4 separate regions of the Mus musculus genome follow, and all the other regions are linked to region 1. A link is a loop called in an ENCODE intact Hi-C map of the cell type or tissue named here. Cell type or tissue: heart. All regions are shown on one strand. Links, peaks and the distances in the headings refer to the core of each region. The heading gives the core; the rest is flanking DNA. Region 1 holds the start of Dhrs7b (dehydrogenase/reductase (SDR family) member 7B). Region 2 overlaps Alkbh5 (alkB homolog 5, RNA demethylase). Region 3 overlaps Alkbh5 (alkB homolog 5, RNA demethylase). Region 4 holds the start of Llgl1 (LLGL1 scribble cell polarity complex component).

Evidence for each region. A loop is a pair of places that touch in the nucleus more often than their neighbours do. Peaks named below come from ENCODE experiments on the same cell type or tissue, not always from the same donor. Only the 100,000 strongest peaks of a DNase experiment are listed, where the experiment ranks them.
Region 2: it touches region 1 in a loop (4-fold over the local background); 3 of 42 quality-filtered maps call a loop at or near these places.
Region 3: it touches region 1 in a loop (2.9-fold over the local background); 3 of 42 quality-filtered maps call a loop at or near these places.
Region 4: a loop joins it to region 1, with 7 times the contacts of the local background. A loop is called at or near these places in 12 of 42 quality-filtered maps.

Annotation. Positions count from the first base shown.
Region 1 is chr11:60,825,204-60,833,354 of GRCm38, reverse strand. Dhrs7b (dehydrogenase/reductase (SDR family) member 7B) reads right to left here and starts at 2,724. Exons shown (of 7, transcript NM_145428.2): 1 at 2,624-2,724. The coding sequence starts at 2,643. In heart, for the core only: a CTCF peak has its summit at 4,254; a DNase peak (open chromatin) is centred at 2,694; H3K4me3 peaks cover 1,635 bases; H3K27ac peaks cover 1,178 bases.
Region 2 is chr11:60,557,147-60,565,297 of GRCm38, reverse strand. It overlaps Alkbh5 (alkB homolog 5, RNA demethylase), which reads right to left. Exons shown (of 4, transcript NM_172943.4): 4 at 6,786-8,151. It also overlaps the pseudogene Gm12628. Among named protein-coding and RNA genes, the nearest start is that of Alkbh5, 24 kb to the right of the region's middle. In heart, for the core only: no CTCF peak of the experiment used is centred there; a DNase peak (open chromatin) is centred at 5,707.
Region 3 is chr11:60,547,974-60,556,124 of GRCm38, reverse strand. It overlaps Alkbh5 (alkB homolog 5, RNA demethylase), which reads right to left. Exons shown (of 4, transcript NM_172943.4): 3 at 2,256-2,411; 4 at 1-1,887. The coding sequence ends at 1,710. Among named protein-coding and RNA genes, the nearest start is that of Alkbh5, 14 kb to the right of the region's middle. In heart, for the core only: a CTCF peak has its summit at 3,974 (motif pointing left); no DNase peak of the experiment used is centred there.
Region 4 is chr11:60,693,740-60,701,890 of GRCm38, reverse strand. It overlaps Llgl1 (LLGL1 scribble cell polarity complex component), which reads right to left and starts at 2,191. Exons shown (of 21, transcript NM_001159404.2): 1 at 1,950-2,191. The coding sequence starts at 2,030. In heart, for the core only: CTCF peaks have their summits at 4,171 (motif pointing left) and 5,521 (motif pointing left); DNase peaks (open chromatin) are centred at 2,150 and 2,920; H3K4me3 peaks cover 1,912 bases; H3K27ac peaks cover 2,105 bases.

The sequences.
Region 1 (8,151 bases), core at 1,337-6,336:
AACACATGTGTTACTAGAACATAGTAACTTTATTTTGCTATTCTTACCAAATCCCTAATCAATATGTAACTCAGAAAAGAATTTTTCTTTTCACCGTTATTTTATGTGCATTTATTTTGCCTACATGTATATCTATGTGAGAGTGTGAGATCTTAGGGGTATCCTTATGTGCTGCCAAAATTTATGTGCTAAAATTTGAACCTGGGTCCTCTGGAGGAGCAGTCAGTGTCCTTAATCACTGAGCCATCTCTCCAGCCCCCTCAGGGAAAAAAAACAAAAAAAAAACAAAAAAAAACAAAAAACTGAGCAAAGATTCTTTCCACTATAGCAAGTAGTTTCTCACAGTCTGTTCTCTATAAGGAAAAGTCTACTTAACCTGCTAATCCATGTACTAGAATAAAAATAAATGATCCCAAACGAACTCTTAATGTTGGAAAGGAAAAATTAAACAAGCAAGGAAGGGTCACCCGGCTCATAAAATAAGAAATTTCTAAGTCTGAAAGTTCGTAAAACTTTCAAGACTCAACAAGGCCTGCCGGTCCTGACAGCTGTATGAATAAACACCATGCTGAGGAGAGGTCAGAGAGCAAATGATTGCTGACAGAGAAGGCTGTTCAGTGGTGGAGCTGCCTGCAAGGTGAACAGAAACCAATAATGTAGCTCCCATTCTGAGACGGGCATTTCAGGGATGCAGACGCCTTTGAATTACGTTTCTTCTATGTAATTCCTCACCCAGTCACCTTAATAAACTCACCCATTTACCAAGCTAGACTTGGATGAACTTGCTCTCTAGCTAGAGTGAATAGACATTTTGTATCTTCCAAAAAAAAGTAAGTCTACCTGGGTCTGGCCTCCAGCTCCTGACCTTGTGACCTCCTGCCTGGGGAGTAATTGCAACTACCAGCATCCCCCCCAAGTGCCTGGCACTAGGGTTTGAGGAGGAACCTGGGCCTCCATACTAAGCGGGTGCACAGGACTTGTAACAATCTTTCAATAATTTCTCTTACAATGACCAACTCAAAGGCAATCTTGGTTCCCTGGATGAGCATGGCTTTTGCATAGAGGAATGTATCTAAAAGCCTGCCTCCCCTCATTAATTTGCTGCAGCTAAGCTTCCAGGACTCTTCCGAAATGTAGAGATACTACTACTGACTTCATACTCTGCTGTGATGAGGAAAGTGGGTATCTACAATAGACAGATAGTGGTGGGTACTCCAGTTAGTTTCCCTTCCTGCACTTCTAAAACAAGTAGGTCTTGATGCCTAATTCAAACCTTATCACTAAGGGGTCCCTTGCCACCTGCTACTTCTCTAAAGCTTTCCACTACCCCTACAGGGTTACAAGACTGAAAAGTCTTTACAGGCAATTCCACTAAAAGTAGTAAGTACGGGGCTGGAGAGATGTCTCATTAGTTAAGAGCACTGACTGCTCTTCCGAAGGTCCTGAGTTCAATTCCCAGCAACCACATGGTGGCTCACAACCATCCGTAATGTGATCTGATGCCCTCTTCTGGTGTATCTAAAGACAGCTACAGTGGGGCCAAGGGCTTCCAAGGCTGTGGGTTATGGGAAGCTCTAAGGACAGAGGGCCAATGAAGGCTGTGGATATGCACAGTGGAGACTCTTTTAGTTACTGTATTGACATTGCCTGCACTGTGTATTGCTCAGACAGGATGTGCTGGGCACTAAAGATCATGCTGCCCTGGCACCCAAGTGTTAAGGTCAGCCCTTCAACCCTCTGCTTGACCATGTGAGCATCCTGGATCCCAAACATGAGATCCTGCCCACCACCACCATCTCAGAACAAAAAGGTGGGAAGCCAGAGCCAACTAACATGTCCCAGTCAGTGCCTACAGGGTCTTAGCAGCTGTGTCTGGAGGCTGGCTGTTGTCCTGTAAAGACATTTAATAAAATATCGCATAAAAAGGAAAAATAACAAAAGTAAATACCCACCTGAGAGCTAGTGCAAGTGTTTGTGTGGAAAGGCGTATGTATTAACTCTCAAATCACTATACTAAAGGCTAATGAACTGAGAGTAATGTATGAGTACCATGTGTTGAGTACATGTAGCCACTAGCTAAGCCCTTGCAAGCAAAAACTTATTTACTCTTCACTACTGCCATATTTCTAAAGTTTTAACTGAAGAAACGGTCGCTGAATGTTTAAGGCATCCACCCACAGTTGCACCTGCTAACCGGCACAGTTAGGGTTGGAAGTGTCTAATCTAAGAAAGCTGTTCTCATGGATGTTCCAAAGTCAGAATCTTGCTCGCCCTTTCCGAAAACCCAGATCTCCTAACCATCCCCGGGCAGGAGTGCCACTGGGGTCATGCCACAGTAGCTATGCACACGCGACCTTGCGCGCTCTAGGCTCCAGACCCTGAAACGCACACACAGAGACCAGGTGATCTCCGCGATGAGCGTGCCGGGGCGGAGTGCCTGAACCCTGCTTCCTTCACTGTGGGGCGCCGCGGGGAACCGGAAGCTATCAGGATCCACAGCCTCCCCAGAACGTGCTCAGCCTCACTCAGTCACTTAAAGCAGATGTACCCCGCGCCTCCGCTTTAGACAGGACACCGTCCTCATTTCCACTCACCAAGAGGTTGCAACATCCCTAGCCTTTACCTAAAGGACGGAGAGATCATGGTCAATCAACTTCATGCTCCCGCCTCGGAATTGACGAAATGCAGCTTGGTTCCGTCCAATCACAATACTCGGGAAGCACATGCGCTCTGAAGATGCGCCCAACAGAGGTAGAGTTTAGCCTTTGCGGTCTAAATGACGTCAGTCTGCTTAAGTCCTATACCGTAAATCTTCCGGAGGAAAATTCTAAGTAGTGGTTTGGGTTCCATCGGTTTTCAGAAAAAACTGAACTTGCTCTGCAAAGCTGAGTTTGATGGCATATGGCTGTTATCCGAGTACTTGAGAAATGAAGGGAGGCAGCTCAGGAATACAAGGTCCCCTTTGGGCTAGGCTGCATGACACTGCTTCAAAAAGCAAAAATAAATGCTACAGTTGCCAAGATTATTATAAACGGCGATGTGATGTTGTTACAAAGATGGGGAGAGGGGGCTCGGTTTTTGTTTTTGTTTTTTAAGGAGGTTAGAAACAGACCTACACATAAGTAGTCACTTTTCCTTCCAACAAGGAGCCACATTTAACACAACTAGGAACGTACTATTCTAGTATTACTATTATATATATATATATATATATATATATATATATATATATATGTATATATATATATTACATACATACATTATATACATACATACATATATACATAAATACATATGTGTACATATATACATATATATACATACATATATGTCACTATTACATGTAATATTAATACTATTAATAGTGCTAAGTCTAGGAACTTTCTTTATTCTTTTTCTTTCTTTCTTTCTCCCCCTCACCCCGCCTCTTTTTGGGTTTTTGAGACCAGTGCTTTCTTTATGTAGCCTTGGCTGTCTTGGAACTCGTTCTTTACACCAGGCTGACCTCGAACTCACAGAGATCTGCCAGCCTCTGCCTTCCAAGTGCTGTGAGTTCAAGACTAGCCTGGTCTACATCGCGAGTTTCAGGACACCCAGGACTACAGAGAGAGACCTTGTCTCAAGATAATAATTATAACAACAACGTCAACAACACAAGAGAGTGTATAAGCAATACAATTTGTAATACATATAGCTGGAAATAAATTTTATTTCAAAAGATACAAAGTTTGCAGAAAAAATTATTATCTTAGTTTTTCAAGACAGGGTCTCTCTGTGTAGTCCCAGTTGTCCTGGAATTTACCCTGTAGACCAGGCTGGCCTCAGAGATCTGCCTGCCTCTGCCTTCTGAGTGATGGGATTAAGGGCATGAGCCACTATTGCTCAGCAAATTTATTGTATGTTCATTATTGACTGTTTATTGTAGATGAGAGGAGCTTGCATAAAGATATTTCATGCAAGTTTATAATGTACTTTGGGCATACTCTCCTCCATTCTCTCTAGCCTCCTCTTTCCACCCCCACTTAAGTGTAAGGAGTCACACAGACACACACCCTTCTCTGTGTAAGCTGAAGCCAAGTAGAGAGTTGAGTCGGAATTCCATCCCTCACTGACAAGACCACTTCCCACGTGTGAAAAGAGGCCATGCAGAGAGCAATAACTAAACACTCTTTCCCCTCCCAGTGTCAATGGAGACTTATTAGAAGTCTGGACTTCCATTTGTACCAAATAGTAACAAAGAGTTCCTCTAGGTGTCAGTGAAGGACAAGTGGAATTTACAGACTTCCACATCCATCTGCCAATAGCAAAAAGGCATAAGATTATCCTGCCAAAGTATTGTCCAAGGAAGCCAGCTTAAATGGAAAATGGAAATAGGATTCAGACTCTTAAGGTACTTAGAAGTCCAGGTTTCTGTCAAAAAGCACTAGCTTTGGGCTAGAATATATAGCACAATGTTAGAGTACTTGTAAGCATATGCAATGCACTCAGTTTTATCCGTAGCACAAGAATGAAAATTGAAAAGCATATGTTTTTAATAAGAAACTGAACTTTTTTCTTTTTTAACATTTTTTATATTTTTATTAGTCCTTTGAGAATTTTGTACAATTTTTAAAAAAGATTTATTTATTTTATGTATGTGAGTACACTGTCCTTCTCTTCAGACACACCAGAAGAGGGCATCAGATCCCCATTACAGATGGTTGTGAGCCACCATGTGGTTGCTCGGAATTGACCTCAAGACCTCTGGAAGAACAGCCACTGCTCTTAACCACTGAGCTGTCTCCAGGTCAACCTTTTTCTTTTAAAATCTTTATATGTATGGCTGCCTCACCTACATATATGTTTATGTACTAATTGTGTGCCAAGTTCCCAGAATCTCTAGAAGAGGTTATCAGATATACTGATACTGGAGTTATAGGTGAATGTGAGCTGCCTTGTGGGTACTGGGAATTTAAACTGGGTCCTCTGGAAGAGCAGCCAGTGCTCTTAACTACTGAGCCATTCATCTAGACCCTCCCCACCCCCGATAGATAACTTTTAGATGGTGCCTCTCCTCTCCCTCAGGTGCCTCTTCCTCACTATCTTGCTGGCTTTGGACCTCTTCTCCTCAATAAGCTTAAACAATATATCTATTTCTGAGTCCTTCAACAGCAGCTGCCATTGGGAACAACAAAGAAAGGAGACTCAGGTGACAGGGAAATATCTGCTTGGTCCTGGATCAGCAAGCTAAGAAGTTTCATGGATATTCTATCAGTTAGGGTTCTCCAAAGGAACAAAGCTCAATAGTTTATATATAGATATAAAACAAAATGAGATAGATAGATAGATAGATAGATAGATAGATAGATAGATAGATAGATAGAATTGATAGAATATATATATGGATGGGGTGTGAGTGTGTGTGTGTGTGTGTGTGTGTGTGTGTGTGTGTGTGTGTGCATTTTATTAGAGTACCTTACAGGATACAGTCCAGGTAGCCCTACAAAGTCTTTCTCACTGTGGAAAAGCCAAAGTCTGCTAGTTCACTCAGTCCTCAGTCCATGAGGCTGGCTGTATCAGCAGATCAGCAGTCTCAGTGTGGTTCTGAAGTACTTGGTGGAGTCCCAGAGAGCTGCTGGCATTCAGTCTACATTGGAATCCTAAAGAAGTTGGACTTAGCACCAGCCCTAGAAACAGCACAGATGCACTTGCCAGCAAGAGTAAGGGCAAGCAGGAAGCAAACCAAAGCTTTCTTCTTCCACGTTCTTTTATCTGGGTTGCCACTAGAAGGTGTGGTCTTGATTTAGAGTGGGTCTTCCTGTTTCAAATAACCTGATTAAGGAAAATCCCTCACAAGGGTGCCTAGCAGTTTGGGTCCCAGTTAATTTCAGATGTATTCAAGCAGGCAAACAAGATTAGTGATCACATTCTCTAGTGAGCTCCCAGGAGATGTAACAGCTTTACGGACAGAATGAGAGAGATTAGTTCTGCCCTACTTAGCTTTATGCTCCTATTCAGTAAGAAGCGACAATGTACTGGATGATCCTCTGAGCTCCCATCTTCAGGAGTTCATCTGGGCCTGCTCGAAACTGACCATTCATAAAGGAGGGGGTGGGAAAAGCCATGGAACCCTCACCTGAGTATCCAGCTACCCTTCCACCAAGTTATATGCAGTTCTTCCCTTGGAGCCTGGAAGGAGGGGCTAGAGTATCTAGGTATGTAAGAACCAAGAGGGGGAGCTCCAGTTATGGGGCCATGGGTTAACCATCATCCCTGCAGGGTACAGATCTTTCCATATCAGCATTAAGGTCACCAATCCTCTTGCCTTTAATCCCGGACCAATTGCTCTGTTGGTCCTATTAGCAAGCCTATTCATTGGTTCCCCTCAAGTGTACCTTGGTGGAATCAAACTTTGATTTGTCATTGTGACCCTGAGGGGTGAGTAGATGTTTCTTAGCATGTCCTACAAAACCCAGGGTGATGTAACCACAGGCTTTTCTACCAGTACACCACTTCCTGAAATAATGACTCTGAGACTTAATTATATCTGAATGCCTAAGCCACAAGCTTTGGCTCATTCCTTAACTAACCCTGGGCTCATAACTTAATTAACCTGTGTATTCTATTCTGTGAGATCCACATGGCTGGTTACCTCTTCTCAGTTTCATGTGCCTGTCTCCTGAGAGTTAGGGCGAATCTCCTCTTGCACCTGACTCTATCCCAGAGTTTCTCCCTCCCTACTGGAACTCCCACCTCCTTGTTCCTGACTCAGCTCATTGGTCAATCAGCCTTTTATTGACAGGTGATGCTTCCATATAGTACACAGAGATTCTTTCTACTGGATGAAAATTATTGGAACAAGTAGAACAAGCCAAGAAGGCTGATCTTCTGCCTTCCACTCTCGATTCCTACCTAAGGAATCAAGGAGAGAGGAGCAGTGGTGGCGCACGCCTTTAATCTCAGCAGTTGGGAGGCAGAGGTAGGCAGATTTCTGAATTCAAGGCCAGCTTGGTCTACAGAGTGAATTCCGGGACAGCCAGGGCTATACAAAGAAACTCTGTCTCAAACAAACAAACAAACAAACAAACAGTGGGCTGGAGAGTTGGCTCAGCAGTTAAGAGCACTGACTGTTCTTCCGAAGGTCCTGAGTTCAAATCCCAGCAACATTTGTCCAGCTATCTGTAACGAGATCTGGCGCCCTCTTCTGGAGTGTCTGAAGACAGCTACAGTGTACTTACATATAATAAATAAATAAATCTTAAAAAAAAACCCCAAAGAAACAAAAAAGGAATCAAGTAGAAAAGTTTCTGGGGGGAAATTGAGATGAACAAGCTTAAGGAATAGTTTAGCCACCTGGAACTCAACCTGGCCTATGCACACACTCTCCTAATAATACATTTGGCAGCCCAGAGCACTCATCTGAGTGTACAACACACATACACAACCTCTCCAAACAGTGTACCTAGCAACTTGTTAGCAACCTAGGGAATCCATCTGTGTTAGGCTCCATGCATTCTAAACAATAGAGTAAGTTTCCCTTGCTGAGCGGTGGTGGCACACATCTTTAATCCCAGCACTCAGAAGGCAGAGGCAGGCAGACCTCTGTGAGTTTTGAGTCTACAGTGTGAGTGAGTTCCAAGATAGTCAAGGCTATACAGTGAAACCCTGTCTCAAAAAAAAAAAAGTTTCTCTTAATGATCCTTAAACTTAGATTCTATTCCTCTCAGGCACAAGCGATGGAAGATTAATCAGCCTGACTAAGTTTTTGTGTACAGCAAACTGGGTCTTCAGGGTGAAGTTTTAGGGGAAATCCCCTATTCACCATTCTGTGCCTGTGCCTGTGCATTTGATTAGAGTAGGTGCATTCTACGATGCCAACGTAAAGCACTACTCTCTGAGCTGTTGCCATCAGAACAGCAGTGAACACTCAAAGGAGCGGGCCTGTTAACTGTTGCCACTCCTACATAGAAGGGGGAGGCAGAGAGTCCTCAGACTTTAGTCTTAGTCAACAGTGGCAGTAGAAAGCAAACAGTTCTGTTAATGATTAAGTCTTGGACCAAAAAAGTGGTGTGCATTAGGCAATCCTTCACATGGTTATAAAGGCAGGAATAACTTTTACCTCCTTATATAGCCAAATTGTCATGACCCAACACATACATCCAAGGGAAACAA
Region 2 (8,151 bases), core at 2,691-7,690, 270 kb after region 1:
TTGGGATTAAAGGTGTGCACCACCACTGCCCCACAGCATGAAGTATTCCAACCAATGAGCCATCTCTCTAGTCCTATTTAGTAACAACTAAACTAAATCAGACAGACAACTGTATAACATACAAATGAGGTATGGTAGCTTGGTAGTACCTGGAAACTGAGGCAAGAGGATTACTGCAAATTCAAGGTCAGGCTGTGCTACATAGTGATTTCCAGGCCAGTTAGACTATAGAGAGGAAATCTGATACACACAGAAAAGGAGAAGGGCTGGGTACATAGCTGGATTGGTAGAATGCTTTCCTGCTATAAATAAAGACCTGAATGCACCCTAAAAGGACAGGGTATGTTACTATGTAGCAGAATTTTTCCTCAATTAATTTCACTTTTAGTACAATCAGAAGCCTGTGATTGGACAGGGAAAGGGGAGGTGGAGCTAAGAGTTTCAGAGACAGGACGATGGAGGAAGAGGAAGATGATCCAGATCCTGAGTGGCTTTAAATAGCCACAGGTGTCTATGAATATCACAAAAGAATAAAACCATTGGGGTGACTTGTCTAATCTAGGTGGGCAGCTTGTATCAGTATCAATTGGCTCTGAAATGATGGTGTAGGCATCTTCTGAACTGAGAATGTATTGATATATAAATCTGACTGATTATTTCTAAGCTTCTAGAGATTTGATTTACTGTGTTAAGGGGATTTGTGACAATTAGCCACAAGGGGTAGATGGCTGAATAGGTAGAAGTGGCTCTGAGGAAAGCAAACCAGAGCTGGGAAGACCACCCCTTGGGGCTAACCTAGAGCAGGAGAGACCAAGTGCAGAGAGTAGCTGGGTATAGTGTGGGATGGTGCAATTCTTAAATTTTTCCCGCAATGGTATTAAATGTTTTTTATTAGATATTTTCTTTATTTAAGTGTCAAATGTTGTCTGTCCCCTTTCTTTGTTTCCCCTCTGAAAATCCCCTATCCCCTTCTCCCTCTCCCTGCTTACCAACCCACCCATTCCCAATTTCCTATCCAGGTATTCCCCTACATTGAGTATCCAGCATTTTCAGGCCCAAGGGCCTCTCCTTCCATTGATGTTCAACAAGGCCATCCTCTGCTACATATGCAGCTGGAGCCATGGGTCCCTCCATTTGTATTCTTTGGTTGATGGTTTAATCCGTGGTAGTTCTGGGAGTACTGCTTGGTTCATAGTGTTCTTAAGTCTATGTGGCTTCAATCTCCTTTAGTCCTTTCTCTAGATCCCCATATTAAATGTTTTTTTAAATATTGTTTATTTCATGTATATGAGTACACTGTAGCTCTCTTTAGACACACCACAAGAAGGCATTAAATCCCATTACAGATGGTTGTGAGCCACCATGTGGTTGCTAGGAATTGAAATCAGGACCTCTGTAAGAGTAGTTAGTGCTCTTAACAGCTTAGCCATCTCAAAACACCACATTGGAGATGTTCCTCAGCTAAGCTAGCTTAAAAAAAAAAAAAGTAAGTTGATGCAAAGACAGACACTTGGTCCAATGTCACCTTGGTCTACATCCCTGCAAATGGAAGAGGTGAGAATGATTGTAAAGGGAAAGAAGGAAGTCCCAGGGAGCAGGGAGGGTGAAAGGAGAGAGCCTCAAACAACCAGGAGCACCCAAACCTACTGGCAGCTGCTTCTAGGTGGTGTTTGGGTGCTTGGCAGGTCTAAAATACCTGCAGGAGATCTAGGCAGGGTTGGGAGGGCTTAGAAAGAAGCTAAGTGATGAGAGAGAGAAGGATACCAGGAGAGGAGTCAGCTAGGCTAGTCATAGGCAGCAATGAGTCCCTGATTCTTGCAGGAATGCAGATAGGCTGACACACCCTATGCACTGGCATATTCCATCCAGGGGCTGACTAGGGAAGAAAGGATGGGGTGGGTCATCACCTCTGAGTCCATTTTTCAGAGGAGAAAACAGGCTCTCAGAAGGAACAGGCCAAGGGGGATGTTGAGTCCCAGCTAGACTGGAATACATCCTGAGACTGCCAATAAAGAACAGGTAAGGGGCTGGAGAGATGGCTGAGTGCTTAAGGGCACTGACTGCTCTTCTGAAGGTCCTGAGTTCAAATCCCAGCAACCACATGAAGGCTCACAAATTCTATAACAAGATGTGACTCCCTCTTCTGGGGTGTCTGAAGACATCAGCTACAGTGTACTTACATATAATAGATAATAAATACAAGTTAAAAAATAAAAAGTCAAAGATAATACGTCCGTTCATCCTTCACCTGAGGTAGGACTCACCTTGACACAGGCCTGACCATGGATATTGGTATGAGCTCTTCTTTTTTTTTTTTTTTTTTAATTAGGTATTTTCCTCTTTTACATTTTCAATGCTATCCCAAAAGTCCGCCATACCCACCCCCCCAATCCCCTACCCACCCACTCCCCCTTTTTGGCCCTGGGGTTCCCCTGTACTGGGGCATATAAAGTTTTCAATTCCAATGGGCCTCTCCTTGCATTGATGGCCGACTAGGCCATCTTTTGATACATATGCAGTTAGAGACAAGAGCTCCGGAGTATTGGTTAGGTCATATTGTTGTTCCACCTATAGGGTTACAGGTCCCTTTAGCTTCTTGGGTAATTTTTCTAGCTCCTCCATTGAGGGCCGTGTGACCCATCCAATAGCTGACTGTGATCATCCACTTCTGTGTTTGTTAGGCCCCGGCATAGTCTCACCAGAGACAGCTATATCTGGGTCCTTTCAGCAAAATCTTGCTAGTGTATGCAATGGTGTCAGCGTTTGGAAGTTGATTATGGGATGGATCCCTGCATATGGCAATCACTAGATGGTCCATCCTTTCGTCACAGCTCCAAATTTTGTCTCTGTAACTCCTTCCATGGGTGTTTTGTTCCCATTTCTAAGAAGGGGCAACGTGTCCACACTTTGGTCTTCGTTCTTCTTGAATTTCATGCGTTTAGCAAATTGTATCTTATATCTTGGGTATCCTAAGTTTCTGGGCTAATATCCACTTATCAATGAGTACATATTGTGCGAGTTCCTTTGTGATTGGGTTACCTCATTCAGGATGATGCCCTCCAGGTCCATCCATTTGCCTAGGAATTTCATGAATTCATTTTTTAAATAGCTGAGTAGTATTCCATTGTGTAAATGTACCACATTTTCTGTATCCATTCCTCTGTTGAGGGGCATCTGGGTTCTTTCCAGCTTCTGGCTATTATAAATAAGGCTGCTATGAGCATAGTGGAGCATGTGTCCTTCTTACCTGTTGGGACATCTTCTATATGCCTAGGAGAGGATCCTCCGGTAGTACTATGTCCAATTTTCTGAGGAACCACCAGACTGATTTCCAGAGTGGTTGTACAAGCTTGCAATCCCACCAACAATGGAGGAGTGTTCCTCTTTTTCCATATCCTGGCCAGCATCTGCTGTCACCTGAATTTTTGATCTTAGCCATTCTGACTGGAGTGAAGTGGAATCTCAGGGTTGTTTTGATTTGCATTTCCCTGATGATTAAGGATGTTGAACATTTTTTCAGGTGCTTCTCAGCCATTCAATATTCCTCAGGTGAGAATTCTTTGTTCAGCTCTGAGCCCCATTTTTTAATGGGGTTATTTGATTTTCTGGAGTCCACCTTCTTGAGTTCTTTATATATATTGGATATTAGTCCCCTATCTGATTTGGGATAGGTAAAGATCCTTTCCCAATCTGTTGGTGGCCTTTGTGTCTTATTGACAGTGTCTTTTGCGTTGCAGAAGCTTTGCAATTTTATGAGGTCCCATTTATTGATTCTCGATCTTACAGCACAAGCCATTGCTGTTCTATTCAGGAATTTTTCCCCTGAACCCATATCTTCGAGGCTTTTCCCTACTTTCTCCTCTATAAGTTTCAGTGTCTCTGGTTTTATGTGGAGTTCCTTAATCCACTTAGATTTGACCTTAGTACAAGAGCTCTTCTTTTAAAACATTTCATTTTTTCTACCACTAGGAGGCCAATTGGCAGAGGTCAACATGCAGATCTTTGTGAAGACCCTGACAGGCAAGACCATCACTTTTGAGGTTGAGCCCAGTGACACCATCAAGAATGTCAAGGTCAAGATCCAAGACAAGGAAGGCATCCCAGTTGACCAGCAGAGGCTGGTATTTGCCGGCAAACAGCTGCAGGATGGACGCACCCTTTCCAACTACTACATCCAGAACCATTCCACCTTGTACCTGGTGCTGCGTCTGCGAGGTGGCATCCTTGAGCCCTGCCAGTGTCAGCTTGCCCAGAAGGACAAGTAACAAGATGATCTGCTGCAAGTGCTACACATGCCTGCACCCTCGTGCAGTCGACTGCTGCAAGAAGTGGGGCCATACCAACAACCTGCACCCCCAAAATAAGGTCAAATGAAGATGAGGTCATAGCTGGAGTGACCCTGAGATCAAATAAAGTCCCCTTCCATCAACTGGAAACAAAGTATTTTATTTATTCTTCCTAGTGTATGCACATGAGTGCACCTGTATATGCATACATGTATGATGTGGGAGTGAGGCACATACAGACAACTTGGTGGACTCAGTTTTCTTTCTCCTACCTTTTCCTTGGGGTTCTGGGGACCAAACTCAGATCATCAGACTTGGCAGCAAGTGTCCTTACCTGTTCAGCTCTCTCTGTTTCCCTGGCTCTAGGATAGCTACCTGTGGCTGTGAGCAAGACTTGGGTATATCTACTGGGAGGGTGGCTTTGAGGCTGTAAGAACGGGTGCTATATAATCCATTCCTGTCTGTGATTCCAGGTTCTAACACACTGCCTCTGCCATCTCCTTCCATTTCCTCACTGTAGAATGGGCGCAATATTCCTCTATTAGTTAATACTGTGAGTTGTCTGTGCAGGCAACCCTTCCTTTTATGCCACACTCATTTTGTATATGTGAATTGTTCATTGTGTGTTTCTGTGTCTCTGTGTGTGTGTGTTGTTGTTGCTGTTTTGAGATAGGGTTTCTCTGTGTAGCTCTGGCTGTCCTTGAACTTGTTTAGTAGACCAGGCTGGCCTTGAACTTAGAGATCTGCCTGCCTCTGCCTCCTGAGTGCTGTCAGCTAAAGCCTATGGTTATTTTACAGAGGAAGACACTGAAGCCAGAGAGGATGCTGCTTGTTCCCGACAGTTGTAGAATTAGGATTTGACTCTAAGTGTGGTGTTAAAAATTGTAAGAATTGAATGGGGGCTGGAAAGATGGCTCAGTGGAAAGAGTGCTGACTGCTCTTCCAGAGGTCCTGAGTTCAATTCCCAGCTACCATGTGGTGTCTTACACCATCTGTAATGAGAATGATGCTCTCTTCTAGAGTGTCTGAAGACAGCAACAGTGTACTCACATACATAAAATAAATCTTAAAAAAAGAATTAAATATGATAATAAAGAAGGGAAATGTGATAGGCGTCCAGCTTCGAGAGGAAACATAGGAGCTATATAGCATACCCTAGGAAGTCAGTACTAAGAAGCACCCCTAGTAACTCAGGAGAGCCCAGGCCCTGTAAGAGAACCTTGAGCAATTCTACCACTTGAGATGTGATAGGTGCACCCTTCTCTCTAAGGTGGGGTGAGGTCAACATTGCAGGCAATCTGTTCACAGCTCATGGATCCCTGATGGCATCTGCTTGTCTTCAGGTTGTATGCCTTTAAGCAAGTATAGCCACAAATACCCTGGCAATGTAGAACAGAAGCAGCGGGCAGCCTCAGGCAGATCATGTGATCTCTGGGTACTTAGTTCCATCCATATGCAGGACTGGCTGATCTGCTTGCCACCAGGAAATAATGCCATCGGGGCTCTGCTGCCACACTGAGGACACAGGGAGAACTGCAGCAATGCATGTCTGGTAAAGAGTTGGTGGATCTCAAACTGGGCTCCTGCACCCACAATAGATTTGGGGCCCTCAGTTCCCTGGCTATACAAGTCCTCATCCTCGTTGCTTGACAGTGCAGTGACTCCTACTAATTTTGACTCTTCACAAGAGCTCACCAGACCAGGTTCCTCCTGCCAAAAGCCCACAAATAACACCCAGGAGTATCCCACACTAGCTGCAAAATTCAACTAGCAAATCTTGTTTAAGAGGGTGTAATTCAGTGGTAGTGTGCCTGCCCAACACACCAAGTCCTTTGTTCAATTCCTAGCACCAAAATAATATGGCGTGTGTGTATATATATCAGATGCATTCTCACAAACTTCCTGTGTCAGTTAACATTGGAATTCAGAGTACAGGACTTAGTTTTACTGGGGTTTTTTTGTTTGTTTGTTTGTTTTTCCTAGCATTCTCCCTGTTCTGAGTTTGGTCCCCAGCACTGAAGGAGGGGAGAAATAACTATACAGAATTGAAATTATATTAAAAACAAAGGTACTGATATTCCAAAGTAAGGCTTTTTGTTGTTCACCGCATTTACTGTTCTTTTCACCCAGAACCCGTGCTCTTCTGCATGTTTTCCCAGTGCGGGCATTACCAGTGTATTTATTGTTACCTAGGGTCTGCGTTGTCTGTGTGGATGGTGCTGGGATTGAACACACGTTAGGTAAGCTATCTATCCAATCCTATGCGATTCCCAGCAGACAAACAATAACTGAAAAGCCAGATTCCAAACAGAAACAAGAGTTTTAATGATCTCCAGCAACCACATGGGACAGCTTAGTCTGTTAATCCTAGCTCCCTGGGGTGCTATTCTCTCTTCTGGGTCCTCAGGCACCTGCCTGCATGTGCATGAGCCCACACCAGACAGACCACAGTCAAGTTAAAAAAAAAAAAAAAAAAAAAAAAAACTCAAACAGGTGAAATTAATTTAAATAATGTATTTTATTTAACTCAGTATGTCCAAAATAGTATTTCAACATGTAATCAATATAAAGTTATCAATTATATATTTTACATTCTTTTTAATACTAACTTCAAATTCTGGTGTATAAAGCATATCTCAATTGAAACTAGCCATATTTCAAGTGCTCAAAAGCCGGAGTCCAGTGGTTCCAGATTGGACAGCATAGGTTTAAACTTAAGAAAGCAATGAGCTGCTGGGGCATAGGTAACATTTACAAGGCCTAGAATGCACAAGGCCCTCACCTAATCCCCAGCACTACAGAAAAAAATACAAGCAAGCAATGGAGTAATTATCATCATCCAGATTAAATTTTAAAATAGTGCTGAGGCTAAGAAATTTCAATCGAAATTAATACAATTTCTTTGAGGAATCAATAGGCCACAGATTTAGTAACAATTTCTGAAGAAAGAGCAGCATCGTAAGCTGCATGTCGGCCCCCAAGGTTCTCAGGTTCTAGTTTCTGGAAGGCATATACTTTATTTTTATAAGGAGTAGGTGGGAGTTAGGGTGTGGATCAGTGGTAGAGTCCTTGCTTAACACTGGAGAGGCGCTGGGTTCCATCCCTAGCACTGTCAAAAAAAAAAAAAAAAAAAAAAAAAAAAAAAAAAAAAAAAAGGAAGTGGAGCTATGCAGCTGTGGAGTATATGGGAGTCCCTATATCCAAAGACAAATGCCCAACTAAGACAGACAGAAAAGGCTGGATGCAGTGGCAAGATTGCTATTTCAAGGATGGCCTGAGCTAGAGTGAGACCCTTTCTATCCTTTCTATACACACACACACACACACACACACACACACACACACACACACACACACACACACACACGGTGGGGTGCAGAGAGGCACTGAAATGTAGCATACAAAAAGAGGCCATGTGACTATGAATCTAGAGTACTTGCAACTAGAGTGGTTAGAGCCATACCAAGCCGCAAGAGGCAGGAATAGGCTTCCTACCAAAGTCTTAAGGAGAGCACAAAACAGTCTATATCTTTGTTGTTGAGACAGGGTCTCACAATGTAGCCTAGGCTGTCCTCAAGCTCCCTATGTAGACTAAACTGGCCTCAAACCTGCGACACTCCTGCTGGCATTACAGACAAGCACCATGCCTGGCTGCTTTGCTTTTTGAGACAAGGCCCAGGCAGGCCTTAAACTTTTGATCCTTCTGCCTCAGCCTGTGCTGGAATTAGAGGCACGCACCACCATACCTAGCAAATTTCTTTTGCTTTAAGCTCTCAAGTTTGTGGTAATGTTTTGGCAGCCATAGAAAACTAAGAGAAACTGGTAAAATGCATCTCCCTCACATGGTGTGTGAATTATAACCACA
Region 3 (8,151 bases), core at 1,151-6,150, 280 kb after region 1:
ATGAGGTGTATCCCTGGCCACCCTCCTTGAAGGGGAGAGGGCAGTGGGCAAACACAAGTCCACCTTTAGCCATCAATCAAGGGGTGTCAGTGACCAATCTTCAGAGGACTGGTGGGCAATAAATTAGCTTTCTCCAAATCCAGTTGGAAGGTCAAGAAAATAAATTAAGGGAAAAACCAAAGTCAGGCTTTCTCTCACCACAGCATCAGACAACTGTTTCAAAATATATTAGATTTGGTTTTTATTGTAGAGCACACACATATTAGGGCAAAGTGCTGCACACACAACTACAAATCATTTTTTGGAAAAGAGCAGTAAAAAACAAGAAAACAAAACAAAACAAAAACCCCAAACCACAGAAGATCTGTGACTGCTTTAGTTATGCAGTCTCAACTTGAGGGCTCCACACTGGCAAAGGATCTGACCCCAAAGAGACTTCCTGATGACTGGGTGCTCCCACACCTCTGCAGCCACTGAGGCCCGAGAGCCAGACCTTTGTGTACTTAGAGTGGTGGTGGCATGGCTGCTTAGAAGGCCTCTGTTTTCAGCAGGCTCAGTCCTGGCCTGGCTGCCAAAGTCAATCCTAATGAACCCCACCTTCCAGGATCTAAATAGGCAGAAACTCTCAAAGACTTTACCTTTGTATTTTTTTTTCTATTATTTTTAGAAGTTCCTTTCCCAGCCCCCAGGCCCGGCCCCAAGACTGAGAAAGTATTAATCCAATATGCAGGTCTGACTTCTGGCCTTGGATATATGCTATATGTGGACAGAGCAGGCACATCTTCTTAGGGAGATGATATGGGAAAAGAGGCCCAAGATGGTCAAATGAGGAGAAAGAGACTAAAGGGAGGAGAAACACCTCAGAACAAAAGAAATGAAGCCCTACCACACACCCCAAGTTCCCATAACCCAAATGCTAGATTGGAAGCCAATCAGTTCCTCTAGCTAGAAACAATTCCTACAAATGACCCACTGCAGCAAGTCTAACAGTTCCATACAATCACACACATATGCCTAACAGGAGCAACCCAGCAAACAGGCATGCTCTTAGCAAAAGAGGTCAGAACCATTGTGCTAGTTCCTTGACCATCCAGGATTGGTGGGCAGAGCAAGCCAGAGGGCATGCAGAAAACCTGGGGACTCAGAAATGGGATGGCGGGGGGATGGCACTGTTTAAGCCCCATACGCAGCAAACTTGAACAGTGGGGAACAGGGTATTTGCATGAGATTCCAGAGCCTGGACAGCAGGTGAGATGTATGGGCACAGCAGACCCAATGCAGGACCTGTATGGCTCCAAGAGACCTCATCCAAGCATGAGCATCAGTGGAAGAAAAGGCTGGCAAAAGAATAGTTTTTGTTTAAAACACTACAAAGATTTACATTTTAAAGCCCAAACTAGAATTTCATAACCAAAACATTTTGTGTGTTTCAATAAACTTCCACTTGAAGACAGCTGTCCCCATTGTCTCTACTGGCTACTCTGGTGTGAACAATTCTCTACAGAAGCCAACAGCTTTTTCCATCAAGGAGGAAAGCCAAGAACAAAAGAACCCAGGTCTTTTACCAATTCGCTCTTTAGCCTTAATGGTCAACAAAGCAAGGAAAACGTATATAGGACCAAAATAACAAAGAAAAAAAACACTCAAACGGAACAGAAGATGGGGTAGCTACATCAGGATTAGCCAGAGTCCCAAGAGGGCACAGAGCCTCAGTGTCTCCTCATCTTCACCTTGCGGGTGGGGCTGCTGGCTGCCTCTGGGCAATCTTCCGAGGACTCATAGGATTTGCGCCAATAGTTCTCAGAGCTAAAACTCCCCCTCCGCCGGTGTGTGGGCAGGAGCACAGACCGCCGGTTTTCTTCTTTGTCCATTTCCAGGATCCGGGGCCTGCAAACAAGAGGGACAAGCTGTTACTTGAGAAGCCAGAAGGAGGGTTCTAGTCTTACAGTCACTAAAGGGGACTTCAGAAGCCCCATCCTTGAATTGGGCTGCTTGACTCAGTAGATCTCAATCAAGATGCACTGATAACAGTGGGGCCTGCCCACTAAGTGACAGGGGCCAGTCCCTGTCTTGGGCTGTCTCTTAAAGACACCTTATGGAGTCTGCTTAATTCTGAGTTTGGTGCCCAGGCCTGTGTCAGGTGTGCTGGGCTTCCCTTACCTCAGATTCAAAGTCTTGCAGGCTTTTGCCATACACCCCTACTTCCCCACTCTCCTACTCAGCTGCACTGCTGGCTTCTGTGTGGGTTTAAGTACCTGTGGGCAGCATCAGGGTCTGCCTTGCGGTGGGACCTTTTGGGTTTCAGCGCAGGGTCTCTGGTGTTTCCTGACAGGCGATCTGAAGCATAGCTGGGTGGCAATGTGGAGCTGCTCAGGGATTTTGTTTCCAATCGCGGTGCATCTAATCTTGTCCTGCAAAGGAAACACACATGGAGTCTCAAAAGGGCATCTTGTAAAGGCATAAACCCTATCAGGACAGATCTGTCTCCAGTGAAGACCAGCAGTCTGTATTCTGTGTTTTGGTTTCTTCCTGGTTCAACTAGAGATACGCCTAGTGACTTCCAGAGAAATGACTTTTCCACTCTCAGGCCTAGAAGTGAAGATTAGGAGTAACTTCTGTCTGAACACCTCCAACGATTATGATTGCTATGCATGCTATGTAAACAGACCCCAAGACATTCTCAGCCACAGAAGGCAGCATTTCTCAAACCAGTCACACTTGAGAGTTTCTCTAGGAGCTCTATCTAACTTGCCAGTGCATTGTGGGCATACTCCAATAGATGCCCTCACCCCTGACAGCAATACAAACAGGGAGGGCTTTGCCCCAGGACTACAGAAGAGACAGACAGAGGAAAGCAGACATGAATGTCTGCCAAAGAGGTCTGAGCTAGGGGTACACACTATACTTTAACTCTGAGGCAGTGTGCTTGTTTACCATGTATGAAGTCTGGGTTCAGTAATCAACACAGGAGTAAGGGGGTGGGGGGAAGGTAAGCAGATTTGAGTCCTTATGAGAGGAGAGGGCTAGCATGAAGACTGCCATTTCCAGAGTTGCAACTCTATCATGAATACAAACCAGGCCAAGATACAAATGAGACTGGAACAAAGAGAGGATGGCCAAGGCTACAGTCAACATGGACTGGGGAGTTGGCTCAAGTAATTAAAATGCTTGCCAGACAAGCAGGAGGAACATAGATATGAACCCATATAAACGCCAGGTAGGTATAGTGTAACTACAGCCTTGGAAGTGATCTCTGAAGCAAGATGGTTAGCAAGATAGCATACTGAAAAGCTCTGGGTTTACTTGAGAAGATCAAACAACGAAAACAGCAGGGGCCCAAGAGAAGGCCCAAGATTAACAGAACTGGCTTCTAGAGGACCCTGGTTTGGCTCCTAGCACCCATTTGGCAGCCCAGAACTATCTATTAACTCTACCAGTGGTTCTCAACCTGTGGGTTGTGCAACCCCTTTAACAAACTTCTATCTTCAAAAAATATCTACATTATGATTCATAACAGTAGCAAAATTACAGTTATGAAGTAGCAACGAATATAATGTATGGCTGGGGTCACCACAATGTTTCAGCAGTAGAAGGGTTGAGAACCAACCACTACTCTAGTCTTGGGGCATCTGATGCCCTCCCTGACCTGTGGCCATCAGGTGCAGGCAAAACATCCATATGTGTAAAGAAAAAAAAAGAAAAAAACAAATTTATAAATGAGTAAGTGTGATGGTTTGAATATGCTTGGTCCAGGGAGTAGCACTGTTAGTAGGCATGGTGTCTCTTCATAGCAACGAAAACCCTTACCTGTTGGAGGAAGTGTGTCACTTTGGGGAGGGACCTTAAGACCCTCCTCCTGGGCAGGCAAGATGGCTCAGCTTGTAAGAGCACTGACTGCCCTTCTGAAGATACTGAGTTCAAATCCCAGCAACAACATGGTGGCTCACAACCACCCATAATGAGATCTGACGCCCTCTTCTGGTGCATCTGAAGACAGCCACAGTCTACTTATTTATAATAATAAATCTTTGGGCTGGAGTGAGCCTGGTTGACCAGAGCTAGCAGAGGTCCCAAATTCAACTCCCAACAATCACAAGAAGGTTCACAACCATTTGTATAGCTACATAAAATAAATCAATCTTTAAAAAAATATAAAAATAAAAAAGGCCCTCCTTCTAGCGCCTGGTAAACAGTCTTCTCTTGGTGGCCTTCAGATCAAGACATAGAACCCTCATCAGCTCCTCCTGCACCATGCCTGCCCAGACGTGGCCATGCTCCTACCTTGATGATAATGGACTGAACCTCTGAACCTGTAAACCAGTCCCAATTAAATGTTGTCCTTAACAAGAGTTGCCTTGGTCATGGTGTCTCTTCACAGCAATGAAAACCCTGACTAAGACAGTAGAGATGATGGAAGATTCCCAGCATCAAGACTGGTTTCCAATGTGTACCCACCCAGAACTGCACACACACACACACACACACACACACACACACACGCACATGTACCACTACACAGGAAAAAGAACAGAACAACAAAAAAATAACCTCCAACACATCCACATGTAGACTGTGGGTAAGGAAGGGGTGAATTTTTGTCTCAGACACACTTCTTATGCTCCTTTACCATTCATCTAATAGAGAAGCTGCTGAAGGTAGGAAACAATACTAAATCAGTGGTCAGATCCCTTACTTCCGCCACATAGCTACTACCTCATCAAGGTGTCTAAAGCAGAACTGTGTGGGGGCAGCACCACAATTCTAGGAGATGGGGCAACAGCTTAGGCATGGTCACAGCTAGGGAAACTGAGGTCTAGGCACTCATTCTCCTGATGAACAGAGCAGCGTGCACCCACCACACCCACCCTCTGTTCATCCACACACTTAACTAGGGTAGGGTCTCCAGCAGACTTCTGGCGCCTACAGTCATGTGTGAACCCCACATTCCACTGTTTTTGATGGCTTCTATTGCCATTCAGGTTTGTATCAATTTCTACCTCATCTCATCTGTTGCAGCATAATAGATGCCTCAGAGCCAGCCTTCCCTCTCTTTTTGTGGTACCATGAACAGAACCGGGGCCTCAGACAAGCTAAGCAAACCTTTAGCCTGAGCTACATCCCTAGCCGAAAGAGTGCCTCTTTGGCTAAACTATCTCAGTACTGCCTGTACGTCTATGGAAAGACTTTCTTGACTTGCCCCTCCGTGGTGAGCATTTTTTCAAAGGACATACAGATAAGAGATCACGTGGGCTGAGTATAGCTCAGTTGTAAAGCACTGGACCACTCATAAAACATAACCATAAAGAAACAAATCAAATCACACTAACAAATATCCCTAGCACTACACAGAAAACTAGAACATACTAATGTTTGCTCACTTTTGGTAAATGGATCTCTAGCTGTTTCTTCCCTAGTGCTTCAGAACATTCTAAAACCTACTTTACCAAAAGCATCCTATTTATATTGCTTTGTCTCACTTCATCCATTTCACTCAGTTTAACGGACAGTGCCATCTCCAAGTGTTGTAGACGGACCTAACAAGCCCGGAGAGGCACTTGAGTTCAAGACCTAAAAAGCCCCGAAAGCTCTCCAGAGTTGCAAATGTTGATGTAAACTCCTTCTTAGCCCCAGCCCCCTACTAGTAAGTCCCCCATACTTTCTGGCCTTCCAACCACTAAATATACCATTTCTATCTAGCCAGTTTAGTTTCTAGTTCTGAAAGCCAGAAGTGCCAAGCCTTCCTTGATTTTTCCACTAAAAGGGATGTAATTAATTTTAATTTTCTTTCTAATGGGTCCTCAGGGGATGTATTTTGTGCTTTCCTATCAGTGTGTCCTTTGCTTTGTGCTGTAATTAATGCAGAGATAGAAAGAACTATGAGTGTCTTATGGTGCTTTTCTTGGATGCCTATATACAATAAAAACCTGGTGACAAGTTGGAAATCCCTGTTCAAAACTCATCCTAAGTAACTCACTTCCTGCCTGAGCTCCTTTTCAGAGTTCACATCTCCTACTCTTGGGGTTAATATGTGAGCATGTTGGCAACAAAACAGGTCCTCCAGTGGGAAGAACACTGGAGTGCACATCAGGAAGTCATGCAAAGAACAGAAGCCCCATTCACTAGTACCACGTCCAAGAACCACCTTGTTCTTAAAGTCGGTTAGCACCTTGGCCACCTAACCAACATTTTAACTCTTCAACTACACCCGCAAAGAGGCTGGGTCTAGTTCTTCTCCAAGGAACACCAATGACTACAATATCCAGGGACATTGTTGGATACAGGCACTTTTTAAGGACATGTTACTATTTTACTCCACTCAAGTAACATTCTCCCCCCAATATTCACCCCCACCCCTACCCCCAGTGTCTCTCTCTGAATGTTCTCTGTAGCCTAGACATCCTACACTTATAATCTTCCTGCTTCAACTTCAACATTAACTGTAACAAAATACTGTATTAAATTGAAGATATCAAAATAGGGAAATGAAATATAGGGTACTGTACAGAACTCTAATGGTCTCACAATGTTTTACAAAACAAACTATCAAAAAACAGCGTATAGCCAGGAGGTGGTGGCGCACGCCTTTAATCCCAGCACTCGGAAGGCAGAGGCAGGCAGATCTCTGAGTTCGAGGCCAGCCTGGTCTACATAGTGAGTCCCAGGACAGCCAAGGCTACACAGAGAAACCCTGTCTTGAAAAACTAAAAAAAACAAACAAACAAACAAAAAAAAAACCCACAAAACCAGTGTATAAAGCTAATTGTTTTTCTAGTTCTAGTTTACTAGGAATTGACTTTTCATCCCTAGTGGTTGGGTAAGTGCATAAAAATGTAACAATATTGAAAGTATAAAATACACTGTGAAGCTTCAGTTTCTGTTCCAAATGCCTATTCTAACTATATAGAAGTTTGTTGAACTTCACTATAAAGAAATTGTACAGTCTTGGGTCTTGTTGAAGGCCAGAAAGAGTACCAGATACCCCAGGACTAGAATTACAGATGGTTGTGAGCTGCCATGTAGGTGCTGGTAATCCAACCCTGGCCTTTTGGAAAAAGTCCGCCTAATCCATCAATGAGCCAACTCGACAGCCCTTTTATGACAAGGTCACTTTAGGTAGTTTTGGCTGTCCTGGAGCTCACTATGTAAACCAGGTTTGCCTTGAACTCAGATCCACACGCCTCTGCACTACTATGCTTGACTTACCTGCAACATTTTCTACAACAAAATTAAGAAATGTATTTAAGATTTAAAAGAATCTGCTTAAGCTTTAAGGGGGGGAAGCAAACAATACACATCCACCAAGCACATCTGACCCTGTACACCTGGACTTGCTTTGCTCAACTTTTTTTTTTAAATGATAGAGCTTCTTTGTCATGGTGGCTTTCATCTCAGAACCTCAGGAATAAAGGCTGGTGAATCTCCAAGACCAATGTGGTCTACATAATTAATTCCAAGCCAGCCAAGGCAACATTGTAAGAATCCTACCTCTACTTCCTAGGTATTAACTAGTGCCTCACTCTGCTTGATTAACTTTTCTTTCTTCTTCCTTCTCTTTTCCCTTTCTTTCTTTCTTGTTCTATGACAGGCCTGACTCAATCCTTTCGCCTTAGCCTCCTAAATGCTAGATTACAGGTATTATTGAGTCACCATGTCCAGCTAGGTCAGGGAAGGTTATTAATGTTAATCAGAATGTCCCCAACCAAAGCCCCCTCACCAAAGGAAGAACAGGCACAGCTGTAAGTCAGCTAAACACTGCATCCTAACCCCCACTCTCCTCATTCCCCGCTCCTTCCAGAAGTGAAAGCCTAGGCATTTTTAAAGTAGGCTGCTACGGTACAGTCTAAAAATAATCAGTGAAAGCACATGTAACAAGTCAGAACCGGGGAGTGGGGTGGGGGTGGGGGTGGGGGTGGGGTCAGTTTAGAAAAGTCCTTCTCAAATCTTGTTTCAAGACTGTGACCAAAGAGACTGGGGATAACTCAGAAGAACATGCACTGTTCTTGCAGAGGACCTGAGTTTGGTTCTTAGCATCCATGTCTGGTGGTTTACAACTGGGCATCTGACTCCCTCTTCGGGACTCCACAGACATTTTCACACATGTTTTCACACAAACACACGTACACGTGTGTGTGTGTGTGTGTGTGTGTGTGT
Region 4 (8,151 bases), core at 1,474-6,473, 130 kb after region 1:
CACCCTGCTCCAGGCCCACCCAATGCCTGCCTGGACCAGTGCTCAGTCACCGGTGGAAACCAGCCAGCCAGTCCTACCTCCTCTACTTGGGGCCCTCCAGGAGATGCCTTCTGATCCACAGCCAAAGCCTAGGCCTCACCATGTGGTCCTTCTCTGGGCATCCCAGTTCACCTGACTCCCACCCCAAAGCACTTGGCTCTTTGGCTAGGCAGCTGACTAAAGCTTTGGCATCCTCTGCATTCCTTCTGTTCCCCCCCCCGCACCCCCCCCCCCCCGACCACACTGTGCAGGTTACCTGGCACTCCCAAATGACCAGCTCTGAAAGGCCTCCCTAACTGGTCCCGCCTACGTCAGCATCCCAGTCCATATTCCCACACCCTCATCACACCATATTTTATCCACAGCTCTAGCCAACCCTGTGAACTACTATATATTCTGCCCTTCTGTTTTGGCTTTTTTGTCCGCATCCTTTCCCAGGGAATAAACCACCCCTTCAATGAAGAATTGTCCGCCATGCCCTGGTACCAAGGAGGTAGGGATCCAAATTAAACTAGTAGGAGATGCACATCCTACAGGCAATTTGTAATTTGTGGTCTGAGCTGGATTTAAACCCAATACCCACTGGTCACCCTGGACTACAAGTCCAAACTCAAGAATCTGGGGCTCACTATTCTCTAGAGATCTCCTAACACCCCCTGTGGCAATCAAACTCGTTCCCCAAGATGACCTATCTCCTATCATTGCTTCCCACTCAAATCGGGCCTCACCCTCCTCAACTCCTACCCACTGTAGCATCATCAGTCAGGGGAAGCCATGCTTCAGAGACTCATCACAACTGTGGAGGTCCCCACTACACACCCCATTCACTGGCTAAAACCCACTCTCTTCTTGTTTCATGGGGCACACCCTCACGGTGAGCCAAAAAGAGGCTCCCATCTGAGAAGCCTCTCCTGGCAGCTCTTTAGTTATGGTGTCTGTAAAGCCTGGCACCCCCTGATCATTGCTGAGATCGCAACAAGAAAAAACTGAGCCATGGCAGGGTCTCCCCCTGAAAGTGCCTCCTAAGAGAAGTCCAGGGTCCCTAAGTTCTACTCAGGACAGTAGCAGCTGCTTCAAAACTCCTACTCCACTGCTATCACACAGCAAGGCAAGGAAAGATAAGCGGCCCTCTCCCTACTGAACCTCAGTTTTTTTTTTTTTGTTTGTTTGTTTGTTTTTTAACGTGTGTAATGGAAATGAGAAATCGAATCCTCAACAGCAAGATGCACACAGGCTCTGGGATAAAAGTAACATCTAATCAGAGCCCCACCAGTACAGATAAGAGTTAGGCTTGTGGGGCTCTATACTGGTCAGTGCAGACTAGGTGGGAGCTGAGGCCTTTCCCGGGTCTCTTCTGTATCTCGTCTCTCCAACTTTAGTAAGGTCAGGAACTGGCCGGGTCGCAAGGACATCCAGAATCCACAAGGGGGAAACTGGCCTCATTTCATGGCGGGGGAAACTGAGGCACTAAGGTTTGAAATGCAGTTGAGCATACAGACCAGCACATCCCTTGAACTAGGGACCCCAAGGTAGGGCAGAGCCTGGTGAGAAAAGTGGAGGCGCAGGGATTTCCCAGCCCCCCCACCCCCCACTTTTCCCTCTCTCGCCCGCCTAAGAGTTAAAGAAAACAAAACCTGGCCCTGAATGTCCCTCAGCCGAGCCGGGCTACACACCAAAAATGAAAGAAAAGAGGCCAAGAGCGAAAGGCAGATAGGTCGGAGGACCCCACTGAGCCCAAGGGACACCGGGAGAGATATCAGGGGTTCAGAGACCAGGAGCCCGAAAGCGCACGGCACGGCGCGGGGCGCAGCCCGACACCCCAACCAGGCACACCCGAGCAGCGCGGCGCTCGCAGGGCAGAGGCGGCCCGATGTGGCCCGCCTGAGCCGCCGGCGCCCCCGCCGCCGCACCTTGTGGAAGGCGAAGAGCTCCTGCTTAAGCTTCTCGCGCTGCGGGTCGGCGCCCTGCCGCCGGAACCGAAACTTCATCATCTTGCGCCCGCCTCCGCCACCGCCGCGGGATGCGCCCGGCCCCGCCGGTCCTGAGGCGCGGGGCGGGGCCTGCACGGAGGCGCGGGACGCCACGGACGCCCGCCCGACCCACGACGTGAGCGTGCCCGCCGTGCCGTGCCGCCCCTTGCTCGCCAGACAATGGGCGAGGACGGGGCCCCCGGGCTCGCCGGGCTCGCCGGGGGGGGGGGGCAGTCACGCATGCGCAATGGTGCGGGGCCTGCTGGGACTTGTAGTCCGAAGGTGGGTCCCAACCGTGGGAAGCTGGGCTGTGGTTTGCTAAAGGTTGTTTTCCACTCACGACTGAGCTAACAACATTCTAATAATTCCAGGGACAATTCTCTAGCCCCTCCCGGTCCCACTTCCCCCATCTTTGCCGTTGTTATCTAGTTTGTGTGGCCAGTTTTCACGGATCACTACTTTGCCTATTCCTCCGGTGTGTATTCCACACCACGCTTTTTGTCTCAACTATTATCGAAGAACCCCTCTCTAGGAGCCCGCGATGGTTGTGCATAACTTTAATTCTGGCAATCAGGTGGCAAGCAGAGGCAGGCAGATCTCTCTGAGTTCCAGGCCAGTCAAAAGCTACATTGTAAAACTATGTCTCAAAAAAAAAAAAGAAAATCTCAATTCCTTGAGAGTTATTATTCATGACCCAACACAAAGAACTTCGGTTTGCACCGGCTCAGAAGATCCTTGAGAGGGACGCGAGGCAAAGAAAAGGGGCGGAGGGCTGCAGGAGGTGGCAGGCACGTAGGGCTGAACAGGAGCGGGCTGGATACAGCTTCTCCCCTTGTTTCCCCCATCCCTACAGGGAACTCCGAGAACAAAGCTGCGCCCCGCCCCCGCTTTCTTCCTGTCCCACCCACCTCCCGAGACTTTTCTCTTCTGGACAATGGCCTCTAGGCTGAACCTTTTCCTGCTAGCTGAGGGACTCAGTGTTGGGAGAGATCCCAGGAGTTTAAGCGGGCCAAGCCCCTGTCCTCCCATCTTTGTCAAGAGAGGAGGCGTTGACCCTTAACCCTCAGGCAGCTGCACTGCAGCAACAGGGACCTAGCTACCTCCAAACTGCCCACGACCAGCGTTGCTCAACCCGCCCTGGGAGTTGGGGCTCAGGACTCACAGCTCTTTCCCGAGCTGTAGCTAAAGTGGTTGGCTAGACAGCAAAGGGCCCCTCCTGATCTCAACACGCTTAATGATTTTAAGAGCTCACTGAGAGAGGCACAGATACCACACAATTTTAAAGTGATATCACCCCAGATGCACAGAGGAAGAAACAGTGGCAGCCAACACAGACCAAGATCAGCCCCACACAAGTCATGATCAGAAGCAACTCAGAGGCCTAGGCTACAGTCCTTGTGCTACCCCATGTTGGATTTCAACCTTGCAAATGCTCAGGACATGCTCTACCTCAGCACCAGCTTTCTCTACCCTCATCTCTGCAGTAAAAGTTTATTAGGTTACCCAAGTAACCAATCCCCAGAAATTTTACACTGCAGTCACAAAAACAAAACAAACAAACAAAAAACCCCAAACACCAGACAACAAAACAGCAACAAATAACTTCTGTTGTTTGATAGCCAATAAGAATGACTTTTACCGGGCAGTGGTGGCATACGCCTTTAATCCCAGCACTTGGGAGGCAGAAGCAGGCAGATTTCTGAGTTCGAGGTCAGCCTGGCCTCCAGAGTGAGTTCCAGGACAGCCAAGGCTACACAGAGAAACCCTGTCTCAAAAAACAAAACAACAACAAAAAAGAATGACTTTTAAGGGGCTAGAGAGATGGCTCAGTGGTTAAGAGCACTGACTGCTCTTCCAGAGGTCTTGAGTTCAGATCCCAGCAACCACATGGTGGCTCATGAGATCAGATGTCCTCTTTTGGTGTGCCTGAAGACACAGTGTACTTATATATAATAAATAAATAGATCTTTGCGGGGAAGTGGTGGCACACGCCTTTAAAAAAAAAGAAAAAGAAAAGGAATGACTTTTAAGGCTGGAGAGATGGCTCAGCAGTAAGGAACACAGGAATACAGGATGCTCTTTGAGGTCCTGAGATCAATTGCAAGTAACCATTTGGCTGCTCAAAACCATCTATGTCTATAATGTGATCTGATGCCCTCTTCTGGCATGTAAGTGAAAATGCAGGTGGAGCACTCATACATTAAATAAATATATCTTTTATATCTTTTTTTTTTTTTTTTTTTTTGAGACAGGGTTCCTCTGTGTATAGCCCTGGCTGTCCTGGAACTCACTTTGTAGACCAGGATGGCCTTGAACTCAGAAATCTGCCTGCCTCTGCCTCCCAAGTGCTGGGATTAAAGGAGTGCTCCATCATCACCCAGCAAATGAATATTTAAAAACAAAACAAAAAAAGCCGTGCTGGAGAGATGGATCAGAGAATAAAGGCACTGGCTGTTCTTCCAGAGGTCCTGAGTTCAATTCCCAGAATACACACAGTGGCTCAGAACCATCTGTAATGGGATCTAATACCCTCTTCTGGTGTTTGAAGACAGTGACGGTGTACTCATATACATAAAAATGAATAGAGAAATGTAAAAAATAAAAATAAAAAATGATGGGCTGGAGAGATGGTTCAAAGGTTAAGAGCACTGACTGCTCTTCCAGAGGATCGGAGTTTAATTCCCAGCATCCACATGGTGGCTCACAACCATCTACCAAAAGCAGATAGAGCACTCACTAAATACATATAAAATAAAAAAAATTTAAAAATACATAAAAAGTAAGGTTGATTTTTGTTTGTTTGTTTGTTTCATTTTTTTGAGACAGGGTTTCTCTGTGTAGCCGTGGCTGTTCTGGAACTCACTTTGTAAACCAGGCTGGCCTGGAACTCAGAAATCCACCTGCCTCTGTCTCCCAAGTGCTGGGATTAAAGGCATGTGCCACCACTGCCCGACTGCATTTTTTTTCTCAATGAAATTTCTTCCTTTCAGAGAACTTTTGTGTTCAGTTGACATAAAATTAGCCAGTACAATCCCAATTTTTAAAAATAGATTTTGAGTTTTGGTGTCTTATTGTTTGTTTCTCTGGTGGCAGGGTTTCTCTGTGTAGCCCTGGCTGCTCTGGCTGGAACTCATTCTGTAGAACAGACGGGGCTAATTTACCTAAATGCTGGCCAATTTTAACTTTAGTAAGTTTTTTGTTTTTGTTTTTGTTTTTGTTTTTTTTAATGTTCTTGGATATGCAGTGGTGGCACACGCCTTTAATCCCAGTTCTTGGGAGGCTGAGGCAGGTAGATTTCTGAGTTCAAGGCCAGCCTGGTCTACAAAGTGAGTTCCAGGACAGCGAGGGCTACACAGAGAAACCCTGTCTCAGAAAAAAAAAATATATATATATATATCTTGGGCTGAAGAGATGGCTCAGAGGTTAAGAAAACTGCTTTTCCAGAGGTCCTGCTTTCAAGTACCAGCAACCATATGGTGGCTCACAACCATCTGTAATGACATCAGGTGCCCTCTTCTGGCCCACAGGATACATGCAGGTAGAACACTATCCATAATAAATAACTAAATCTTTTTTTTTTTTTTAAATGTCCCCCTATCCTCACTCTTTCTTTCTGATGTATGGGTGCATTGTTCTACACCTGCATGCTAGAAGAGGGCATCAGACAGATGCCCTTATAGATGGTCATAAGCCACCATGTTGTTTGTAGTGGCTATTCCTGGTTGTCAACTTGACTGTATCTGGAATGAACTACAATCCAGAATTGGAAGGCTCCCCAGTGATTCAAATCTGGAGGCTGGGAGAGAGAAGTTTCTGACCCGGATCTTGGTATGGAGATCTTGAGGCAGAGTGGCTATGAATTCCAGAAGATTAAGACAGTGAGAGCTCCGAGTTCAAGGTCATCTGGGATTAAAGGTGTGGTGGCACACACCTATAAGCTGGGCTACACCTTCTGCTGGAGGCCATATAAGGATATTGGAAAAAAGAAGGCTCACTCTCTCTCTCACTCTTCTTCGCCTGCTTGCCTTGTTGGACTGAGCAACTGCTAGATCCTTGGACTTCCATTCACAGCTGCGGCTGATCATTCTTGGGAGTTGGACTGCAGACTGTAAGTTATCAACAACTTCTTTTACTATATAGAGGCTAAGCCATAAGTTCTGTGACTCTAGAGAACCCTGACTAATACCTGGTTGCTGGGAATTGAACTCAGTACCTCTCTGGAAGAGCAGCCAGTGCTATTGACCATTAAGCCAGCTAGGCAGCCCCTCTTTAGTGGATTTTTAAATCTGAGAAGCCTATGTTCATTGCCTTCATATTCTGACTAGAAACACAAACATAACCAGCTGCCCAGGCTCTGACTTCCTCGTCTTCCCCATCACAATGGGCTGTGCCTTGATTTGTGAGCTAGAAAGCACTTTCTTTAAATTGAATACATTTCTATAAAAGGTAAGAAAAAGATGTGGTAAGTGCCTTCTATCCTGTGTCCTTAGGAAGTGGAAGCAGGAGGGTCTCTTGAATCAGGAATTTGATGCTGGGCTGGAGAGATGGCTCAAAGGTTAAGAGAACAGTGGTCCTGGGTTTAATTGCCAGCAACCATGTGGTGGCTCACAACCATCTGTAATGAGATCTGATGCCCTCTTGTATGAAGAAGGCAACAGTGTACTTACATAATCCATTAAATAAATAAATCTTTTTTTTTAAAAAAAAGGAATTTGAGGCTAACCTTAAGGGCATAGCAAACAAAAATGTACCAGAGATGGGGTGAGGGTGAGGAAAAGAGGAGGATGGGGAGGGGAGGGAAGGAGAGGGAAGGGGAGAGGAAAAAGGGGAGGGAGAGGATCTAGATGGGTGCAGTGGAACACCTTGGACCCTGATCAGTCTTGGGATGCAGAGGCAAGTGGAATTCTGTATGGTACAGGCCCACTTGTTTGTTTTTTCTTTTTGAGATGGGTTCTTGCCATGTAGCCTTGACAGCCTTAGAACTCACAGCACTTCTCTTGCCTCTGCCTTCTCCCTAAGGGGTGGGATTATAGACTAGAGCAATAATGTCTGGTTATATTTCATTATATTTTTAGAGATAGGGTTCTATCATGTACCTTTGGATGGCCACAAACTAAAAGAATTCTTTCAGCTTCTGCCTCTTGAGTGCTGGGATTAAAAGAAGGTATGTGCCCCAACACTAGGCATGAAGAATTCTTTTGTTGTTGTTGTTGTTGTTGTTTTTCAAGACAAGAGTTTCTCTGTATAGCCTTGACTGTCCTGGAAATCACTCCTTAGACCAGGCTGGCTCAGAAATCTGCCTGACTCTGCCTCCTAAGTACTGGGATTAAAGGTGTGCACCAATATTGCCTGGCAGCATGCAGTATTTAACCAATGAGCCATCTCTCCAGCCCTCTTTAGTAACAACTAAACTAAATCAGACAAACAATAAAATAACATACAAACAAGGTGTGGTAGCCTTGGAGTGCCTGGAAACTGAGGCAAGAGGATTACTGCAAATTCAAGGTCAGGCTGTGCTACATAGTGATTTCCAGGCCAGTTAGACTATAGAGAGGAAATCTGATACACACAGAAAAGGAGAAGGGCTGGGTACATAGCTGGATTGGTAGAATGCTTTCCTGCTATAAATAAAGACATGAATGCAACCTAAAAGGCCTGGGTATGGTACTATGTAGCAGAATTTTTTCCACAATTAATTTCACTTTTAGTACAATCAGAAGCCTGTGATTGGACAGGGAAAGGGGAGGTGGAGCTAAGAGTTTCAGAGACAGGACGATGGAGGAAGAGGAAGATGATCCAGATCCTGAGTGGCTTTAAATAGCCACAGGTGTCTATGAATATCACAAAAGAATAAAACCATTGGGGTGACTTGTCTAATCTAGGTGGGCAGCTTGTATCAGTATCAATTGGCTCTGAAATGATGGTGTAGGCATCTTGTGAATTGAGAATGTATTGATATATAAATCTGACTGATTATTTCTAAGCTTCTGGAGTTTTGATTTACTGTGTTAAGGGGATTTGTTAAAACTAGGCACAAGGAGTAGACTACTGAATAGGTAGAAGTGGCTCTGAAGAAGGTGAAGAAGAGTTTAGAAGACCTCTTCATGGGGCTAACCTAGAGGCAGAGAGACCTTGGGCAGGG